Linked DNA regions of Homo sapiens: region 1 is linked to region 2. Evidence: read pairs that join two places in POLR2A ChIA-PET (ENCODE). Cell type or tissue: Panc1. All regions are shown on one strand. Each heading gives the region's core, and the rest is flanking DNA. Links, peaks and the distances in the headings are about the cores only.

What was found. Peaks named below come from ENCODE experiments on the same cell type or tissue, not always from the same donor. Only the 100,000 strongest peaks of a DNase experiment are listed, where the experiment ranks them.
Region 1: POLR2A ChIA-PET joins it to region 2 with 12 read pairs; 3 of 35 experiments call an interaction of 5 or more read pairs at or near these places.

What each region holds. Positions count from the first base shown.
Region 1 is chr16:66,353,355-66,361,680 of GRCh38, reverse strand. No RefSeq gene overlaps it. Among named protein-coding and RNA genes, the nearest start is that of CDH5, 9.2 kb to the left of the region's middle. In Panc1, for the core only: CTCF peaks have their summits at 3,827 and 4,030 (motif pointing left); a DNase peak (open chromatin) is centred at 4,016.
Region 2 is chr16:66,614,157-66,622,481 of GRCh38, reverse strand. It overlaps CMTM4 (CKLF like MARVEL transmembrane domain containing 4), which reads left to right. Exons shown (of 4, transcript NM_181521.3): 4 at 260-7,732. The coding sequence ends at 424. Among named protein-coding and RNA genes, the nearest start is that of CMTM3, 14 kb to the right of the region's middle. RefSeq lists an enhancer at 2,099-2,600. In Panc1, for the core only: no CTCF peak of the experiment used is centred there; a DNase peak (open chromatin) is centred at 3,771; H3K27ac peaks cover 2,186 bases.

The DNA of each region.
Region 1 (8,326 bases), core at 207-8,206, 260 kb after region 2:
TTCTGATAACTTGCCATTGTTCACCAATGTTTTATGTTCCTTTGTTATTTAAAAAATACATTTGGTGCTCAGGCTTTTCCTAGCCCTGTGCTAGGCATGGAGACGTGGAGGTGACTTGGGCTGGGTCCTTGTCTTTGATGTGCCCCAGTCTGGTGGGAGAGACAGACACCAAGACATGCATGAACCACACTGGGTGGGGCTGGGTTGGTGACAGAGGTGTGCACCCTGAGATGAGGGTGCCCGGAGGAGGTGGCCTGGGAGCTGCCGGAGGACTGGGTCCCCAAGCTGATCTGAAAGCATGAGCAGGAGGTCACCAAAGGCGGAGCACGGGAAGGGCTCTGCAGACAGCAGAATTGGCAGGGTCAAAGGCAAGGAGGCCTCTTAGGGAAGGAGAAGACATTCCAAGGGGTAGGGGAGCACTGAGGTGCTGAGAGGGGAAGAGGGACTGGCTGGGGAGGAGGCCAGGTGGTAGAGGGCCTGTCACACCACACTGAGGAGCTCAGGCAGGGCACCGCTGGGGGCCTCATGCAGGCCAGGGACCCAAGGATCCCTGGATTTTAGGAGAGGCGCCCCCTGTCCAGTGCACCGTGTCCCCATGCAGCTGCCTGCTGGCGGGGCCACCTCCTGTGGGCTGTGGTCAGGCCAGGGAGAGGCCACTGGCTGGGGAACCGCAAGGGATGGCGGCTCAGGATGCAGCCACTGGAGCTGGGTGAGGAAAAGGCTAAGTGCAGCCTCTCTTTGGCCAGGAAAGGCCGATTGAACGGGGTTTGAATTCCCGACAGTGAGAACAATACCTTGCCGCAGCCCCTGGGAGGGAGGAGGCTGCCCAGAGCACTTCCCCAGATGTTTCTCACTTTTTTCTCACAACATCCTGAAAAGGCTGTTACGGAAGTGGGGCTCCCAGGGGTGGAGAGAAAGTGGTGCCCTGTGGTTACATGCTGGGGCACATCTGCTACTTATGGTCTGGCTGATCCTGGACCAGCCACATGGCCTTTGGTGCCTCAGTTTTCCCTTCTGTAAAATGGGAATGATGGCGTGCCTTCCTCCCAGGGTTGCTGAAAGGACTAACTGAGAAGATGCATGTAAAGTGCATAGAATAGTCTCTGGTATACAGTAGGTGCTCAATGCATGTTTGTCATGACAGTGATGCCACAGACACGTTAATGGTGGGGGCACCTGTGAGTGTGTGAGGACGACCGTGTATACATGTGAGTGTGTTAGCATGGGCATGGCATGTGCACGGTGTTTGGCAACCATGTGGCTACACATAAGTATGTAAGAACACGCATGGAGTGTGTAAGGCATCCACATGGATGTGACCACATGTGCTGTGTTCGTGGTGCATGAGTGGGCTGAGAGGTGCAGTCAGGTTGAGGCCTTGGGCAGCATCCTCCTCCTCCGTTGTCTGGAGCCATTGGTCACCCCACTGCCCAAGCCTTCTGTGTATCCGTCACATGCAGAAGCCCAGAGAGGGCAAGGCCTTCCTTGGGGTGGCCCAGTGAGCCAGGCAGGGCAGGGTGGGACCAAGGGCCCTGCCTTGTTGTCTGGAGGGCAGGCCTGAGTCTGGAGGAAACCTTGTCCAGCGGAAGCCAGGGCTTCCTGTTTCTAGACCCTACATTCCTTGTGCTCTCCACCGAAGCGTCCTGGAAAACAATAGGTTGGAGGCTGCACCATCTGTGGGGCAGGAAGGTGGATCAATCCCTCCCACCTCTTGATGGGGCAAGCAGACACGGCTCTGGCACCAGCCCTCAGCTGGGCAGTGTGGCAGCAGGCCCAGAACCAGGCAAGCCCAGGCCATCTGCCTCCTGCCTGTCTGGGTCTCTTCTCCAGGCCATCTCCACACCCCTCAGTGCACACTGCACTCTGTGGCCTGAGACGAGTCCCCTGGGCAAAATCCAGCTAGGGGAGGAGGCGTCTGAGCTGGTCCCGGGGAAGGAAGCTACTAGGAAAAACTCAAGTCCGATTGGATGGGACTGACTGCACAGGCTGGTGGAGACCTCGAGGATCCTCCAGCTTCACCCACCTGCCATGCCACTGAGAACCAAGAGCGAATACAGAGAGGTTCCGACCAGCCAAAAGAAGGAATCTTTCCAGCCTCTGTGCTAAAGCTCAGAGACATGCCTGTTAACTCTTGGTTTATGTACAGTCCTAACAAGTCAGGTTCTCCAGGGAAGAGGGGCACAGTGGTAAGAGCAGTGGGCTTGGAACCAGAAGCCCCAGTTTTCTGATCCCATGCTCTGCCGCTGACTGCTCACCAGTGCTTTTTGTCTCAGTTTTCTCCTTTGTGAAAAGGTCGTACCTTGCCATGTTCTTCTGAACTCACAGGCAGCCGGAGTGGGTCACATGAGTAACATTTCTCCAAGTGCTTTGTAAACTTGGATGCCTCTTCCATTCTGAGAGAGGGCACAGAAGCTCTGGGCTCCACCCCTGCGTCTTGCCCCATGCAGCGCTTCCATTCGGCTGTTCCTAAGTTGTATCCTTTGTAATACATGAGTAATCAAAAGTAAAGCCCTTCTCTGGGTTCTATGAGTCATTCTAACAAATTATCGAATCCGAAGGAGGGCTGCGGGCAACCCCCGAAGTTGTAGTTGGGCAGGCAGAAGCGTGGCTCACTTGGTGACCCTGCTTGTGGCTAGTGTCTAAGCCTTTATTAACCTGTGAAGTCTGCACTAACTCTGGGTAGTTAGGCTCAGAAATGGCTTGAATTGTTGGAAACCCAAGTGGTGTTGGAGAACTGGACAATTGGTTGTTGTTAGGAAAAACCCACACAGCTTCCTTTGCGTCAGGCATGGAGCCTAGTTGTTTTTTTTTTTTTTTTTTTTTTTTGTGCTGGGCAGTTGTTGAGGGTGATAGGGTCTTGCTCTGTTGCCCAGGCTGGAGTGCAGTGGTGCAATCATGGGTCACTGCAGCCTCAACCTCCTGGGCTCAAGTGATCCTCCTGCCTCAGCCTCCTGAGTAGCTGGGACTACAGGCACGTACCACCAAGCCCGGATAATTAAAAAAATTTTTTTTGTAGAGATGGGGCCTCACTGTGTTGCCCAGACTGGTCTTGAACTCCTGGACTCAAGCAACCTAGTGTTCTATATGCATCAGCTTACCCACTGTCTCTCTTTCTTTGCAAGACAGTGGTTCTCAAAGTGTGGCCTCAACCAGCAGCATCAGCAAATCCTGGGGTACCACCCCAGACCTGCCGAATCAGAAGATCTGGGGGTGGGACCCAGCAATCTGTGTTACTAAGAGATTCCAGTGATTCTGATGCATGCCCAAGCTTGAGAACTGCTGCCCTGGAGCAGAGATCCTCACTTCAGGCTGTGCCCTGGAACTGCCTGGCCAGCTCCCCTCCCCACATCCAAGTAGTATCTGGGGAAGGCACATGTAGAGATTCTGATTTAATTGGCCTGGTGGGGGCTGGACTTCACTATTTTATTTTTTTTGAGACAGAGTCTTGCTCTGTCGCCCAGGCTGGAGTGCAGTGGCACGATCTCGGCTCACTGCAACCTCTGCCTCCCAGGTTCAAGCGATTCTCCTGCCTCAGCCTCCCGAGTAGCTGGGCTTACAGGTGTGCACCACCACACCCTGCTAATTTTTTGTATTTTTAGTAGAGACGGGGGTCTCACTATGCTGGCCAGGCTGGTCTCGAACTCCTGACCTCAAGTGATCCCACCCACCTTGGCCTCCCAAAGTGCTGGGATTACAGGCGTGAGCCACTGTACCTGGCTGACTTCACTATTTTGTAAAGCTCCCCAGGAGGTTAATATGCTCCCAGGTCTTCCAGCATTACCTTAGGAGGTAGCTACCTCTCTTAGCTCCATTTTGCAGGTGCATAGGTTCTGGGAGATTAAAGGGCGTGCCCAAGTTATATAGCCATGTAAAGGGATGGGGAATTCTAAATCCCTGCCTTTCCACTTCCCCTCCTTCCTCCCATTCATTGCTTTTTGCTTTATTTAGAACTGTGTGGTTTCCCAAGCAACTTTCTTTGGAAAATTAAACAATTCCTGATGTCGCCATCTAGTGGCTAGCGATGAGAACAGATGAGCCTCTTCTGGACTTGGCAAGACGGGGCTCCTGGAGGACACACGTGGGAAGAGGAAAGGCCATCATTCATAGTTGCTCAGGCAGATGCTTTTGGGACACTTGGGTTCATTTTCCCAAAAGGTGTCCTTTCAGAAGGACAGTGGAATGAAGATGGGTTTCGTGTTTAAGAGCTATTGGGAGTTCACTCATGAACCCCAGGAGAAGCATGAGGTGTGGTCCCCAGGCAGGGGGAGGCACAGAGGGATCCGGGATGAGGGGGATTCACCTGGGCAGGAGAGCTTGACCTTCCTGCAGGGGCTGGCTCACCTTTGCTTGGGCACTGACTCATTCCACCATCAGCCACTGTGGGCCAGGCCCGAGGCTGCACTCGCCTTCAGACATCAGGGGAGAAGCACAGAATATTCCAGGTGCTCAGTCCTTCGTGATCCAAGCTGGTCTGTTCTTGGCCATGGGCAGAAGCTCCTGTGGAGGCTGATGGGGCGAGGAGAGGGTCTTGCCTCCAACTGGGGGAACTGAGGTGGCTGTGGGGGAGGGGGACAGCTTCTTGGAGCCTGTGCCCAGGGTCTAAATAGGAGCCCATAGGTATGACTCAAATCCAATGGCTGCTCCCCACCCTGCTGGCTCTTGTGGGGCCAGACAAGAGGCGCCAGAGGATGTCTCAGGACTGATGTGCTTGGGGTTCTCACCATGGCAGGGCACGGAGAGAAGTAAAGCTGTCTGAGAAAGGAGGGAGTGACTGACTACGCTCAGGGCACTCACAGGGTGGAATTCTTTTGTAAAAATAAATCTCAGTGGACAAAAGAGATTTAAGGGCTTGTACTATTGGAAGGTAAAGCCTCTAGCCTGGAAGCTTACCATTAGATGTCGTGTCTTTGCTTCTTCATGTAAACGCTGTTTTAGCATCTGTTGTGTATCAATCTCATCTGATTGCAGCCTCTTTTATTCCCAAACACATACTCACATCTCATGGGAGGCAAAAATTTCCAAGGAATACAGTTTGGGACACATTGGCCCCAAGGGAGGTCTCCAGTGGTATGCCACAAGATTCTATTCCAGGCCCATCTAGACTAGCATTCTTTTAAAAAATTAATGAATGAATTAATTATTGAGACAGTCTTGCAATGTCACCCAGGCTGGAGTGCAGCGGTGTGATCATGGCTCACTGCAGCCTCAACCTCCTGGGCTTATGGCAGCCTTGACCTCTCAGGATCAAGCTGTTGTCCCACTTCAGCCTCCTGAGTAGCTGGTACGAGAGGTGTGCACCACCATGCTCAGCTAACTCTTAAATTTTTTGTAGAGACAGGGTCTCTCTATGTTGCCCAGGCTAGTCTCAAACTCCTGACCTCAGCTGATTCTCCCACCCCAGCTTCCTAGTGTTGAGATTACAGGTGTAAGCCATTGTGCCTGGTCTGGACCAGCATTCTTTATCATCAACTTAGATGAAGACGATTGTCTACTGATCCAATCAATGGGCTCTTTAAACCCTGATGGGATGGAGGATGGGCTGGACAACAGGGTCAGGATCCAGAGGTCTTGTCAGGGTGAGGAAATGATTCAAAATATCAATAGGAAACATTACAAGGATGAGTTGAGGGCCCTGTATTTGGGATTGGAAAAAAAAAGTCAAAAGCAGCTGCCCAAAGATGGGAGACAAATATGAGAGAAACTGAGGACCACTTGGTCAATGGTTGGGATAATAATAGTATTAATAAAATAATGATAGCTGACATGGACGACCTTATTTGACCTTCACAACAATGCATGAAATAGGTATTATTATTGATCCCTATTTGACAGATGGGAAAATTGAGGCTCCTAGAGGTTAAATAACTCAGAACCTCCCTCAGGGCCTGCTGGTACCATGTTCATTCCTTTCAGGGCAAGCAGAGAATGTACAGGAAACAACTATGGGAAAGTTTAACCTAAAATAGAACAGGGTTGGGCGCGGTGGCTTACGCCTGTCATCCCAGCACTTTGGGAGGCCGAGGTGGGCGGATCACCTGAGGTCAGCAGTCCGAGACCAGCCTGGCCAAAATGGTGAAACCCTATCTCTACTAAAAATACAAAAATGAACCAGGTGTGGTGGCAGGCACCTGTAATCCCAGCCACTCGGGAGGCAGAGGCAGGAGATTTGCTTGAACCTGGGAGATGGAGGTTGCAGTGAGCTGAGATCGCACCACTGCACTCCAGCCTGGGTGACTGAGCGAGACTCTGTCTCAGAAAAAAAAAAAAAAAAAAAAGAAAAAGAAAAAGAAAAAAAAGTAGAATAGGAAGCCATGGAGGTAGTGAGCTCCCCATCCTTAGGGGATGTTCAAGTGTAGGCTGGAAAACACTGGCAGTGCTGTTGTGGTAAGGATCTCAGCAACAGATAGGGTCTAGAAAGAAATAATATTTAAGGTCCCTCTTCCCTCTGCAATTCTATAATTCTGCTCTAGCAATTTATTTCTTTAAAGTCAAGTTTATGATAAGGGAGGACTATATTTTTTCCACATGGAATGTATGCTTTATTTATAATACTTTGGGGTTTCTTCTATGACAAATATGCTCACTATATTTCTGAGTTCTAGGACTTGTGACAAATTTTACATGACCATTTAGGGTTTACATTTTCAGCTGATTATTAAGACATTTATAGTTTTTGCACATTTATATTTATGACATTGGGTTGGTCGTATTTATGATGTACTGGACGCCTAGCCATTGGTCAGGAAGCCTGGCTGAATATCTTAACATTGTTTCTGCGGGAAAACGTGTCTTGCTTTACGGTAATTCATTTTATGATGTGGATTCAGAAACTCAGTGAATTTACTCTGGGAGAAAAAACTCAACAGCTACGCAATTTGGGGAAGTCTCGTAGATTTAGAGGCAGATGACCTCGAGTTAGCTATGTGGCTTGGGTGAGTTTCTCAACACTTCTGTGCCTCAGTTTCTGTATTTAGTAATCTGAGCTAGGGAGTGGGAGGGAGGACACACATACCCTCCCCAACATTGCTGAGGTGGTGGTTTCTGTTTTGCTCTTACTGGGCACATGGGAGGGACTCAGCCCTGAACCTTCCCTCTCTCTTGTCCTCCTTGGATTTGCTGGTGGTACCTTGGGAACCATGTGCCTTGAAGGCTGCTTTCCCAGAGGGGCTCCAGCTTTTGGGAGGATTCTTAGGAATCCTTCCCAGGAATCTTGCCAGGCAGCATGTTTTCAGCACGTTAGAATTTTGCTCTGGGCTCCAAACTAAACTTGTTTCACCTTAAATAAAAGAAATCAATCCTCACAGCTGAGCTGTGCTACAACATTGATTTAGCATACATTTTGACATAGCCTGGCTAATAAATAAGCAGAAAGGCAATAAACATTAGGGAGAATTATCTGTTAGGGAATTGGGGTGGGCAGCTGGGGAATGGAGTGGTGGTGGTGAATTCCCCCCTGCCCTCCGCCTCCTTCTCTGCTTTCATCCTGAGACCCTCATCAATTGTGGGGTGAGCAGCAGCAGCAACAGCAGCAGCAGCAGAGATTCCAGTGGCGCTGCCTTGGCAGGTGGTGGATTTGGGGAAGTGGAGAGGGTCTGGCGGCCTCCCTCAGTGGGACTCTTGGTTCTCAGACCTGGCTGGCAGAGCGAGGAGACCTGCCTCTCTCTGGCCTTTGGTGCCCACCTGTGAATCCCAGCCCCTGAGCTGTGTGATCATGGGTATGTGAATTCACCTCTCTGCACCTTGGTTTTCTCACCTGGAAAACTGGGAACACTTTCGGCAGGCGCTGAGTGAGATGCAGGGACAATGTCATCCATAGTCAGCGTGTTAATACACGTCAGCCATGGCTGTCCCACCGTGGAGGTTAACGAAGAAGCTGTCTGCCAGATGTCCAGCACCTAGTAGGCACACTGTAAGCAGCCAGTGTTACTATTCTGGGAGGTGGGTTAATCAGCTTTTGGGGGCCCTGCCCTCAAGTCTTGGGTCCTTCCCCTTCCTCACCATGCTTGTGTCCTGCTGTGGCCCTGGGAACATCTATTGTCACTTTCCCAATTCCCAGGCTCAGAGTTCAGTTGACTTCTACTGGACGTACTCCCTCCCCAGCGCCCCCCGCCACTGTTGGCCTCTCTGGGCTCTGTGGGCACACTGGGGTCTCCAGCGTCTCTTCTTGCGTAATTGCATTTGATTTTCGTAGTGTGTTAGTGACTTAGTTATCGGTTAACAGGAACCTCAAATAAATAACTCTCTGCCCCATCTGCTTGCTGGTAGGTGATGAGGAAGAAACAAATGTGAATTTGAAAAGTGATACATTTCCCCCAACATGATTTCT
Region 2 (8,325 bases), core at 5-8,004:
GTGGTGTGACAGCCACACATCCAGCAGGGCTGGGCACAGGCTTCCCTTTGACTCTGAGCCACCCCGTCATATGTATTTGAAACAAGACTTTAGATCAAATGGGGCTGCTGAGAGGGGGAAGAGATCAAGGAATGAAGGCACAGGGTTGTAATGATCAGCTGGCAGAGCAGGAAGGGGCTGCATGTGGCTTGGGTCACCACAGAAGCCTTGAGGGGCCAGGCCACGTGCCCGAGGACTAACTGTGCTGGTGTGTTTTTAGATATTTGGCTTCTTGGCGACTGCGGCATATGCAGTGAACACATTCCTGGCAGTGCAGAAATGGAGAGTCAGCGTCCGCCAGCAGAGCACCAATGACTACATCCGAGCCCGCACGGAGTCCAGGGATGTGGACAGTCGCCCTGAGATCCAGCGCCTGGACACGTGAGGACCTGCCTGGATCCTCCTCCCTCCCGTCCTCGTGCCTGTCTCTCAGTCAAGTTTTCTTTCCCTTGTCCTGTCAGATTTCCATGTGATTCAGTTGAATTTTGTCCTCTTTGGTAAAAGTTCATTTTGGGAAAGGGTTTCCCGAGTGGCCCAGTGGGCGGGTCCGCGGTGGAGTTGGGAGGCCCACGTTCCTCAGCGTTTGGGGCTGTGGAGCAGCCGGCGTCACTGCCCAGGTCCACTTGAGGTCTTACCTGCCCTGAAGCACAGGCTTCCTTTGACTCTGAGCCACCTTGTCGTGTGTATTTGTAACAAGACTTTGGATTAAATGGGGCTGCTAAGAGGGGGGAAATATGAAGGAATGAAGGGACAGCATTGGAACGGTCAGTCGGCAGTGGTTCTCAGGCAGCCTTAGGCACCACCTGCTCCAAGTCAGTGTTGAGTCTGCGTGCTGGGATCCAGCCCACTCCTCATCTTCCATGCCAGGGCCCCCAGGCAGCCAGCACCAGCCCAAAGGCCACAGGGCTGGGGAAAGCTGATGTCCTGTTAGGATGGCTCCCAGGGACCTCTGACTCAAGGAAGGGTGACCTTTTGTTTCCTACTCTGCTGAGAAATCACTTGATTCTTCCTCAAATGAATCACCTTCCTGAACCCCAGATTCTTCTCCAGGAATATGGGGGCCATCTTGTTATGGGGACTATCTTGTTTTCCAGTTTCCTGCCTACCCTAAATACTTTGAGGCTGAATTGCAGATTTTCAGTCATTTTACCTTCTCAGGTAAAAGCCATGAAAGAAACAAGCCTACTCCACCAGCCAAAGCACTTGCCCATTTGCTGGCTTCATGAACCGCAGGTGGGAGGTGTTTGTGTTAAAAAACAGCATGCACACGCGTGCGCGCACACATGCACACACACACCCCTCTATTTTAGGGATGTGTGCTAATTTTCTAAATGCCTGCAAAGAGTTCTAAAATGATTCTGAGCAGATTCGTCTAGGATTTGAAAATACTTGAATTTGCACCAGAACACACCCTTCCACCCATGTTTCAGAAGGCACTAATTGTCGCTTTGGGCGCCTCAGTGTCATAACTGTAGACATCATTCTTGGGAGTTGTTGGGGGGAAAAATCCTAGCTACTTAAGGTTTCTGATTGATTCTTGATAAAGTGAAGATTATTGTGTGTGGTGAATGAGTTCAGTGAGTCCCCATGATGCAGTAGTTTTTTTAAAAAATTAGAGAGTAATTATATCTTTTATGGAAAAAAGTTGTTTTAGTTTGTCAGGTTTTCCCTCTTTGAACTGTTTTTAATGTTTACAAACCTCACTTTAGCTCTAACATTTTGTGTTTAGCCCTCACCAAAAAGCACTTACTGTGGCAGGAAGATTTTGCAGTAACATGGAGAAATCCCCAAGATCAAGTGCTGACAAATGTTGACAGCTTTAGCAGCGTACTGTGTAATAAATAACTCCGAGGGGGCGGCGGGGGGTCTGTGCAAGAAAGCGTCACCTTATGGACATGTGGCGTCTCATTCCCCAGAAAAGGACAGCATCTGAGCTCACAGTGTTGATCAGGCAACACTGCTGGGCTGGGGGTCGGAGTTGGGGTTAGCTTCCTGCACCAACACCTTCAGTACGATCTGAGTTGGGAGCAGTGTCCCAGGCTATGTGGCTGAGCACCACGTCTGCCTCAGGGGCTGACCCTGCTAGCCTGTTAACAACTCGTCTCCCCTCTGCTCCCACAGAGAGGGCAGCCAGGCCAGCTCACAGCTGGGTGTGCTGCCTGTCAGGTCTGTTGAGTGTGTTTGCAAAGTCAAAATTGGGCTTATCTCTCTTTGAGAGTTCCTTTTAAAATAGGGCCACAAAGGCTCAGCCTTGCATTAAATGGGGCCCACTTGGAAGGACCATCCTGAGCTTTATCAGAAATCTCCTGCTGGGAATCATGTTACTTGGCCCCCAAAAAAGGCCATCTTTGAAGTGAGATTGAAAACAAGAACACCATTCAGGTGGGCTTGTTGCCCAAGTTTTCCCAGCTCACTTCAGTAAAACCACTTGATCATCTGGTGAAAGAGGGGGGCAGGTGGTTGGCCTCCTGAGGATATGTTGTCAGCTGCAAGAAATAGTTCTGAAGTCACTGAAACTAAATGCAGATGAATGACCAAAAAGGATGACACGCCAGAGAGTGACTTAGGAGTTAATTTGCATCTTCGTGATAGACTCTTCAGAATTATTTATGTCCCTGTAACTATTTAATATCCTTTGTGCCGTGAGGCTCCTCGGTGGTTTTGTAAATGTTCTCCTTGTATTTAATTAACTCCCACTAGAACCGGAAGTGGTGCTATGGACGCTTTCTAGTTGATGTAATGTGTGGTTGCACATGTCATCATGTATAGACCACGTGGTGACGAAAGTTCTGGAGGGAATAGGGTTATCCAAGGTGAATATGAAGACGCCTATATTTTTCTTATATTGCCTCTATATGCAAACAGAAGACAATCGATATCTGGGGGCCTTAAAATGACCTCTTGGCAAATTGAAGGAAGCGTTTTTGCGTTTAATAGTTTCAATAGGGACCAATATCAGTTTGGTTTGGGGCATTTGAAGGCTGAGCGACCTTAGTTTTTCTCAGTGTTCTGGTGGGACGATATTGGTTTTCACATTTAAAGCAAAACTTGAAGAAACTGCAGTTGCTGTGTGCATTTGGGTTTTTTCCTGGACACTGTACAGCTGAAACCCTCAAGCATTTGGTGGAACCTCTGGTGGTTTTAGATGGATGCAAACACTGATGTCCTCAGAGAAAGTTTATTTTGGCACTGATTGGGTGGATTTGGTATTTTTTCCCTCTGATTCTCTTTGATATCCTTCTTTCACACTGCTGAAGGCATGGGAGGGAAATATGTTTTCCCTGCCTTAAAGAGGGATTACAGTCATGAAAGGCTGGAGATACTTGTTGGCCCCACATAAAGCTGGGAAGAACAGATGCAGTTTCAGATTAAAATCTCGTCAGAGAAGTTTGATTTGAAGTAAACAGCCATCCGAGGGAGGTGACTTTTGTCTACAGAAAAAGCAAGAATGTGGCAGCCTGCACAGCCCCAATACACATCTTCCTTGGCAATGTGAGCTGAAGCCAGCATGGGCAAGTCCGGCCCAGCTCTGAGCGCTTGGCCCTGGGAAGCCAGCGGCACCCCCAGCCCTTCGGGCCCTGTTACTGTCCCCTGGCAGGAAGGCTCACGCCTGTGGGCAGCCAGGGAATGTGTCTGACCTCCACCCTATGTCGGGTGCTTCTGGGACAGCTTCGTGACTCAGTTGAAAACATTCTGACTCTCTTCAAGTTTGCAGTTACATCTGTGGTTCTTGGAAGCTGTCCTAGTGAGTCAGCCTTGGGTTAAGCCTGAGGAGACCAAGCTCCAACACCTTTGTGCACTCATGTACGTGAATTCTTGCTTGCAGTGAATGAGACCTGAACAACCCTAGTGGGTGCCATGTCCTGCGTGTGGCCCAGGCGTACCTTTTCTTGTAGATTCACATGAGAAACCCGTCACCTATCCATGTGCTCTGAGAGGTGGACTGAGGTCTAATCCCTTTCTGTGCCAGATTTTCTGTGGGTTGGTCTTAGCACCTAGGAGATGAATAGAGCATGGAGACACCTGAACAATTTAGTGATTCTGCAAGGCAGTGATGATTTAAGGGTTCCTATTGTCTCATCTGTGTTCAAAACAAAACAGTCATGAAGTCTTTGTGCCACTGCCTGACTGTCATCTTCTCCAGATCTTGTTTACAGAGTAATAATGACGTTAAACAGGTATCAGAAAGGGGAAAAAGTTTCTAGGCCAAGAGCTGCTGGTGGATTCTCTTGAGCAGAATAACAAGTTGCTTCCTGCTCCAGGGACTGCCATTAGCTTGTGAAGTCTCTAGGTGCCTTGTTATTTCCTAGTGAAGTTGCAGAATCCAGGGTTTTTTCCAGGTTTGTCTTATTTTATCAGCACCCACGTCCAGGCCCAACAGCTTGGTAGGCTGGTGAGGTCCACACACGGCCAGGTCTGGGAGATAAGGGAGGAAGCAGTGGCCTGGAACACCCCACCTGTCTGCTATCAGCACTAGACAGCTCAGGCTGTCTTGGAAACGTGTACTTTGTTAACTGCCTTCCTGTCCTCTTGTCTTTGAAAGCTGTCTCGCGTTCCACAGTCAGCTTGAGGGCAAGAGTGGGATGCTGGGGACAGGTCTTTCCCGTCCTGTGGGTGAGCTCCTGGCATCTGGCTCAGGAACATGTGGGTCCAGCAGGTGACTCTGAAGCTGGCTTGGCTGCCATCTCAGACAGGACGCAGGCCTGACACCCTCAGCTTTTAGCTTTGTAAACTTCCCTGGCGCTTTGTAGAATCTTGTGTTTCTTCTCTTCTCAGCAGATATCATTCAAGTCACAAGAACTGTCTGGTTGAGAAAGTAATTTAAAATATTTGACCTTTTATGTTTCTTTTATTTAGAAACTGTGAGAGAAAATACCGTCAATATCTGTTAGGTCTAGAAAAATTTTCTTCCGAAAGTGAATGTTCTGTTTAATTCTTCTTCATGCAAGTGAGTGGCATTTTGTACACTCTTTAGCTTGAAGCGGAGTGGGTCCTATTGTATTTTCCCTTCTTTTGTCTGGAATATATTCTTTTTCCATTTGGATACAGTTTTTCAACCTTTGGGATTTTTTTTTCCTTTCTAGTTTTTCCTACTCCACAAACGTAACAGTAAGGAAAAAATCACCCACAAACCTGCTGAGTTTGAATCACTGGCAACTTGCCTAGAAAAGTTCAGATGATGGGTCCTTGAACTGTGTATCTATTTCATAGGGTAAGTTTGTTGTCTATGTTTGTTTTTTTATGCTGAGGCTTTAATTCAGGTGACTTGCTATCTAGACACCTGGGGTGGCGTGTTTTCTTTGGGATGCATAATACACAAAGGCCAGGGAGCCTTTGGCTTGGACCCCCAGGGAGCTATTGAAACTTTTAAAGTTTGAGTTTAGGAGTAAGAACATATCTCAGACCACCTTAGTCAGCTTTGCTGATGGGATTTAGGGCCAGGTCAGAGTTTCTTTTCATAACTGCCTGAAAAGAGAGATGGTGTGAAACAAGATTCTGATAATGGTTTGTGTGAGATTTGATCATAGTCTAAAACTATCACGTCTGAGTTGCCTTAGGATGACAGTGCTGACACCCAGTAGGAAGTATCCCATTTTTATCAGGAAAGTCAGTCACGCGTAGGGATGGTGAGGAGACGCGTAGGGATGGTGAGGAGGGGAGAGGAGGGAGACCTGCTGGTGCCCTTGCACCAGGGTGAGGCCTGACTCACGCTGCTTCCCCCCACAGGCCCTGCTTTGCTTGCCTGCTTTTTCCAGAATCGATTTTGCAAGCTTCAAGATTCTGTTCCCCTCTTCGCAGAAGTGAGGAAGGCAAATACTCAGGGTTTGAAGGGAGACCTGGCCGGCCTGAGGGCTGGCAGATGTGAGGGCAGGACACCTGGGATGGACTCGTAGGCTGACCCAGGCCCAAAGGGGGCTGCCTGTTCCCAACTCTTTCACTCTGTAACCCATTTTAAAATGAGTTTTTGAATCTTGCCTCAAATTGACCTACTTGGATAAAATCAGTGCTTTTCCTAACTTGATTTTGTTTGACGTGGTTCCCTCTAAGAGAATGGTAGGAATTGAAACTATTTGTATATGTTGAAATTTGTAGGGGTTCAGGAACCCATGGCAGAAACACTAAACTATTTATTTACAAGTATGACTATTTTTTTTTCAAAGTAGGCAATTCTTTGTATATTTTAAGGCAAATAATCACTTCACCTCTGGTGCCTTCCATGCGTCGCATAAGCACTCTTGTCAATCATGGAATTGGAAAAAAAGATGTACATTTAGTTAAACAAGATAACACTATTTTTGTAGCATGATTTTAGATTGTGTCCTTTTAATATTGTTTTCAACAATGGTAGTTTTGAGGTTTTGGCCATTTTCTCTTTACACTTCGTATGTATTTTAAAGAAGAAAAAAAACAAAAAAAATTCCCTGGCTATTCCTCTTTCCTCTCTGCTGCTGCTTCTCCTGCATCTTGTTCCTGCTTATTTAAATAGTCTGAGAGTAAGAGTATATTTCTGTGAAATAATTATAAGTCAGTATAATTGCATTTGGCATTTTTTAACCACTTGCTCAGTTTGGAGCCACTGCTCACCTCAAACAGTACAAAGAAAGTGGTTCCATATTTTACAAACAGAAGAGTAGCATCAGAGCCCTGACCTCCTGTCTTTGGGTGTAAAATGGTGAGAGGCCGGTGTCCGGCTCCTTCCCCTGTGGTTTGGGCTGGTGAACTGAGCCCAAGTGTATTCTCTGGCCTGGGCCCCTTCCAGAATCAGTGCGAGCGTCCTGCAGAGGCATGGCCTTCCTGCCACTGCAGAGTGGGAAGCTTCCTGGGGGACCTCAGCCAGCTCCGGGGCTCTCATCTTCCACTCGGATCTCAGATTGGTTCGTTGTGGATGCTCTGGCTAGGCTCGGCGGCCTTTTCCAGGCTTCAGGCCTGAACAAAACAGGCTGTTTGCTGTGAGGAGCTAGATGACACCAAGACACAGACACGTACTCTTCACCGGCTCCTTTTGCTTCTCCTTCCTGCAGGACGTGAGTTATGTCTGGTCCCAAAACCCTTGAGTAAACTAGCTGAGCCATTGCAAATGAAGGTACAGATGGATTGAAACATAAAATTGTAGCTTTTGGTGTCCTTCTGAAGGGTCAGAATATGTAATTATTTGATAACCAAGGAAGTCAAGTCAGATGGCTAAGTAGTAACTTTCCAATATGATTTCTCCGTGGTACTTCACCTGGTGGCACTTTTGGGGGGCAATGTTAACAACTATCACATTTTACTCATCAAGTCTCTTTCATTTCGGCAGTTTAAAGACACAACTGTGGGCTTTCTGAGGCGATGCCCGTTGGGCAAACTTAGGTTTATGTGTTTGGTTTTTCAGCTGACGTGGAAGCCCTGGGTGGGCGTCCCCTGGCTGGCCTGGCTTTTGGGTTCAAGTCTGTATGTATGGAGTGGGTTGGGGCCCCAAAGCTTTGCTGCTATTGATTTGTCCCCGACAGCAGGCAAAGCCTCACATTGCCCTCAATTTTCCCCCTTTCATTTGAAGGACCAGTTTTTCATGGTACTTGTCTTGATCTTTTTCATAGTGTTCAAATCTGTATTTTTGTATGTAGAGGGAAATAATTTTCTCAACACTAATCGTTAATAACTATTGTATTAAATTGTCATGAAGGAACTTGTTTAATAAATGGACGTGTAAGGATGTCGTTGTCTCTCCTCACTCTGAGTGGCCTCCTCTGCCCCTTAAACGTTACGGATCCAGTTCCTGAAATAGGGCTGCTGTGTGGAGGTTGAACAGAGCCACGATCCTCAGGGTGGAACAAGGCCTCTGTGACACCAGCTTTGCCGCTTTGCCAGGGCTTACAAGGTGGAATGTAAATTCCACCAGGGGCCTCTCCACTCCTGCACACCCAGCTTTCTTACCCATTTTCAGCACATGTGGTGTGTGACAGTTTGGGTGGAATGTCTTGTCTTTTCCCATCAGCCTGGATAAGAATGCGGACCCGGGTCCTCCAGGGCTGTAGTCCTCTGGGCTGTTATGCAACCAGCTTCCAAACCAGGAGAGCCCCAGGGTTCCGGCTGCCTGAGGCTGCCGTGAGACACTATCCTGATGTGTAAGTGAGAGGGCCCTGGGCCAGTTACCCGACCTCTGTCTCAGTTTCTTTGTTTATAAAACAGGGTAGTGTGAGAACTAGAGCAGGGGTCCCCAACCCCTGGGCAGTGGACTGGTACCATGGGACCTGTTAGGAGCCAGGCTGCACAGCAGGAGGTGGGTGGCAAGCAACGGCATTACCG